Regions from separate parts of the Homo sapiens genome. Here region 2 is linked to region 1. Evidence: chromatin loops called from intact Hi-C (ENCODE). Cell type or tissue: A673. All regions are shown on one strand.

Evidence for each region. Peaks named below come from ENCODE experiments on the same cell type or tissue, not always from the same donor. Only the 100,000 strongest peaks of a DNase experiment are listed, where the experiment ranks them.
Region 2: it touches region 1 in a loop (2.2-fold over the local background); 7 of 110 quality-filtered maps call a loop at or near these places.

What each region holds. Positions count from the first base shown.
Region 1 is chr12:107,401,223-107,403,722 of GRCh38, forward strand. All of the region lies in intron 1 of ABTB3 (ankyrin repeat and BTB domain containing 3), which reads left to right. Among named protein-coding and RNA genes, the nearest start is that of ABTB3, 84 kb to the left of the region's middle. In A673, a CTCF peak has its summit at 1,397 (motif pointing left); DNase peaks (open chromatin) are centred at 199 and 1,379.
Region 2 is chr12:107,236,090-107,238,589 of GRCh38, forward strand. No RefSeq gene overlaps it. Among named protein-coding and RNA genes, the nearest start is that of ABTB3, 81 kb to the right of the region's middle. In A673, no CTCF peak of the experiment used is centred here; a DNase peak (open chromatin) is centred at 1,102; H3K27ac peaks cover 1,123 bases.

The sequences.
Region 1 (2,500 bases):
AAAAGGCCAAACCAAGAACTAGACCAACCAAAGGAAGCCAAGGGGAGGTGATTACGTAACCCCAGCAGCCAGGCTGTCTGCAAGCCGTATGACTTATTTAGCTGTCTGTCTTTTCGGATGTCAGACTCCATCCTTTCCAGCTGGCTCTCCGCTTTGGTGATTATATTAACACTCAGTAATTATAGGAAATGGACACCTCTCCAGTCACCAGCATTCCCAAGTGGCGGGATGGGGGATATTCAATACCAGGAACACCCCATCACAGGGGGTCAGTCACTGCCCAAGGTTTCAGTAGTCTGGCAAAAAGAGACAGAAATAATGGCACAGTAGTGAGTGCTCCCATGATGCAAAATGTATTAAATTTAAAGGCTGGTGCTTGATCTTGAGCGGATGCCCTGGGGTTAAAATGTCCTTTAAAAAATCCAAAATGATGAAGATGATTATCAGTGGTTGCCTCTGGCATTTTGACATAACACAAATTTGGCCCCTAATGTTAATCTCCATGTGGGGGAGAAATTCCTGACTGACGAAATTCTAGAGTCTGAGCATCACTGCTTTATACATAAGAAAATAACATAATAAGCAAAATAATAAGAAATAAAAGGAATCTTTTTCATTTTAAAATCCTATGTGTGTAGAGTTTTTTACCCTCAGCTTCTTCTCTTTATATAGTAGGTAACAACCGCTTAGGGTTTTTTTTTTTTTTTTTGCTGCCTTCTCCTGCCTTGCTTCCCTACCCTCTGCCCTCCTCAGAAGCCTCCCTGCCTGTTAGCCCAGTTCTATCTCGACTCCTAAGCTGGTCTTGATGGAGATCGGTGTAAAAAAGTAATTATGATAACAGCCACCATTTGCTGCTTTGCTTCATCTTTGCTATGTGCTAGTTACTTTATTCAATAAAGTGAATAAAGTGCAGCAACAATGGAAAGTGGACTCTTAGTAGTAGTACCAACCCTATTTTACAGATGGGAAAACTGAGGCTCAGAGAGGTTAAATCACTTACACAAAGCCACACAATTTTGAGTGGCAGAGCTGGAATGTGAATCCAGGCAGTCTGACCCTGCAGCTTATGTGCTTAACGATACTGCCTCTCATGTGGGCAAAGGATGGCCCAGGAGAAAGGCAGGCCCAGATTCCAAATCTGGCTTGACCGCCTAAGAGGCTGAGTCTTAACCTCTCTGAGCCTTTGCTGTTTCATCTGTAAAGTGGTCCTCCTGACAGCTGCCTCCTAGGGTTGTTTTGAGGATAAAGTGAAGTAATGGAGGGCCCTTGGGATATGGTACCCCATCTCCTTCCTCACCTGGATGGAAAGCCATGTTCCAGCCACGGCTACTGGCCTGCAAATGGCTTCCTGGGGCTTTTTGCTCTTATTCAGTCTTGCACCTTGCTCCCCCTAGTGCCAAAACCAAGCTGCAGCTCCCCTGGCTCCCTAAACATTGCTTTATTACCTCTCTCAAGCCACTGCCTCCGCCGCCAGGATTCTGACTGGTGGGAGGTTGTGGGCCTGCCAGCTCTCCTCACCTGAAGCCAGGCCTTGCAGACAGAATTCCTAACTAATGACATCCTTGCCCCTTCTGCTACCTCCTAAATTCCTCCTCTTTCTAGATTTGCAGCTCTATGACTGGCCCAGTCAATTGAATACCTGTGGACCAACTATTTCCAGGATAGTGACAGTGGCTTTTGAGTCTGTCCTGCTGCTGGCTTGTCCCCCCACCCACCCCCAGGCTGTGCTATTGGGAGGTGGGACAGGAGTACAGTAGTCACCAGCCACAACATGTCTTAGACATGGATCCTGCTCCTTCTTCTCCTCCATCTGCTCCAGGTTGTGGAGAGGGCTCCCACAGGCCTCGGACCCAAGTCATTCATTCCGATTGTGTGAATACCCTTTAATGAGGGACCTGTAATATCCCAGGCATGGTCTAGAGATCACGTATATCAGTGAATCCTCCTGGCTCCCTGTGAAGTGGGCCCCATTTACTTCCGTTTGACAGATGAGGAAACCAAGGCCTGGTAAGGGCAGAGAAATGTTCATATCGCCCATGGCCCATTAGTGACAGACCTGAACTTGCATAAGGCCTTCTTCATTATAATATCCCTGTGCCTGGAATGACACAGACCGAAAATGTAATGGGTTGTTTCACCGGGCTCTATTTCCAGAATCCATAGGAAGCTTGGCAGATGGGTGCTAAAGCTTCCTACCAGCTACTACATCTCCCTATCAGCTACCTCAGCCCAGGGAGTGCCTTCACCACTCCTGTGAGCCTCAGTTTACTCTTCCCACAATGGGCCTACAGATACCTAGTGATACTTCCTAGGGCTATAGGGAGAATAAAATGAGATCATGTCTGTAAACTGTGTGTCAACAGTACACTTCATAAATGTTATTCACCTTATCCTTGACAAAAGCTTCCACCGATACATTATTCTTGTTTTTAAAAACTTACAGCTATCTGGGAGCACAGACCAAATGGTCAGGGAACACTTTGCAGTCAGGCTTAGCTGA
Region 2 (2,500 bases), 170 kb before region 1:
CACGCCAGTTTCTCATAAAGCTCTTGTGAAAACGCATGAATGAATAAAATATATGTGGTTTATTTCTGCATTGCTCTGTTTTAGTGATTTATTGATAATTTAGAAGGCTTTACTGTCTAATGTATGGGCAGATCATAGGTAGTTGATTAAGAGCGAGACTAGTGGTCATGTCTATAAAACACTGAGCATTGGCCCTGGGAAGAAAGAAATGTAACCTCACATGATAAAATTGTTTCGCTGGTGTAGCTAAAGTCAATTGCTGATATCTTTTTCTAAAAAGCCATCCATAATAGTCCAAGGAATGCCCATGTCATTCAAAAGATACTCAAAATTGAGAACAGCTGCCTTCAAGTGGGACAAAACGTGAGGGAAAGCTTTACAAAGTGGAAAATTACAATGGTTCCCCCGAGCCTGGCATGAGGAATGAAACATCAGATTAATCTCACACACAAAATAAGAAGTATATTAACAATTACTGTCATTCCAGAAAGAGATTAAACATGAGCATTGGTGAAAGATTACTTTGGTTCAGAGAACTGGGGCTTTTTCCTCGCAACAAAGATCATTATTATTGGCAAGAAGATACTTTACCCTTTTAATCACAAATCCACTCTCAGGTTTTGCCAGTTGGGCAAGGACTAAATTTGAGGTGAGCTGATCATTGAGGACTTCCCTGGAGCCTGGGTAACCTTGGCGAGTCTGGTTGAGCTGGGAATGTAACAGGCTTACTACTTTTTGCTTTTGTGTGATTCCATCTTCCTATGCTCCAGCTGTGAAAATCATTTCTGTCCAGCACCTCAGGTTATTTGAAGATTGGTTACATCCTCCCCACTTTGGTATTTCTACTGTAAACAATACTGGAATGAGGTATTTAATGAGGACTTTTGAAATGGGATCCAGTTTCAATGGGATGCCTGAGAGTGTCAGGGGAAAGATACCACATCCCCTACACTTTATACCCCTGCCCCCTGCCCCAGGAAACGAGTCTTTTCCTGTTTCTTCATTCAAAGCATCCTCCTTCCACAGTTAGCACTGAAGCTGATAGGGCTCAAAGCCACATGTAGGCAATAAGGTTAGAGAAACCATTCTTCAGCTTTAACTCCTTAGCATTTTCCCCCTGACTCATTTCCTGATTCATGAGCGCAAGACACGGTAGGCAATTAATTTTCATTTTATTCAGAGAGAGCTCACCTGATAGGTCTGATGAATCCTTTTCTGTGGGAATTCCAAAAGACCAAAGCAAAACCAGTTCAAGCCCAAGATGAGTCTCATTAAATCCCAAGCTCACCAAGCTCGAATCATGAGACTGGGTGTGGTCTACGGTCTTGCAAGCCCATGCTTGAATGAAGTATTAGAGGCAGGCACACAGTGCTGATCTTTCAGATTCGCTGCCTCCTTATCAGTAATGCAAACAGCAGCCCTCAGAGCTTAGAGCAGGCACAGAGCAGAAAAATCCTAGGGATCAGGATACAACTTTACTGAGGTTCCAGACAATATATATGGAGAAGGGGCCAGCATGGGATCCAGAGAGCAGGTGGCAGCCATGCCCTGACCTTGGGCCCTTGGTGCTCAGGCCAAACCTGACACCAGCTAAAGGATAATGAATGAAGAACAAAAAGAAATGGTTTAGCTGGGTGGTTGTCCATGCACCCAGCTAAAGCTCAATTATTGGGCTGTTTGTACATTTTACAGTATGACACCATATCAGTTTTTAGAACACGGCAAAGAACCTTTCCAACTTTCAATCAGCAAACTTAGAAGAGTCTCCACGCTTCCCGTCTCATCGCCCTCAGCAAGCAGAGTTCCTGAGCCAATGCAGGGACAAGACTTTGCTCTAACTGTCAGCAATTATTAATAACTGCAACTCCTCCATGCAAGCAATGGATTCAGAATGAACTAGAATTTTCTAGTCTTAACTCCAAACACCCAGGAAATGGAGTCCAGCTGGCTCAGTCTGAGTCACATACTCACAATTGGCCCAATCATCTTTGGGTAAGGTGACATGGGCCTCATAGAACATACATGGCTGCCTGGGGCCCATCCCTGTGGGCGAGGGGACAGACTAGGGTCCTTGTAAGCTGCCAGAACCTATAAGTAGTGTGTCTTATAGTTGTCTCGCAGAGAAAGAAGACCTGGGCAGTGATTCCTATTTTTCCTAGAATCGAATGTCCCTATCACACTACACATTCCTTCTTTAAATTCTCCACTTTCTGGCTTAATTGTGCTTTCAGAATTTGGGACATGTACTGTTAGATAGACACAATGCTAAAGATCCCAGATCCTAGTTTTTGCATTTTGCAACATGGCGGCACGTTTTTCTGTATCTGACTCTAGGCTCAGCATTAGCTAGATCCACCAAGATGATGGCCAAGTTAGATGAATCACCAGACTGTGATGCATAGTTACCAAGATATGCCAGACATTTTCAACCTTTCATCCTTTATTCTTCTTGTCTTCTCAGCCTGGAATAGCCTTAAATAATCCAGCTACTGAAATCCTG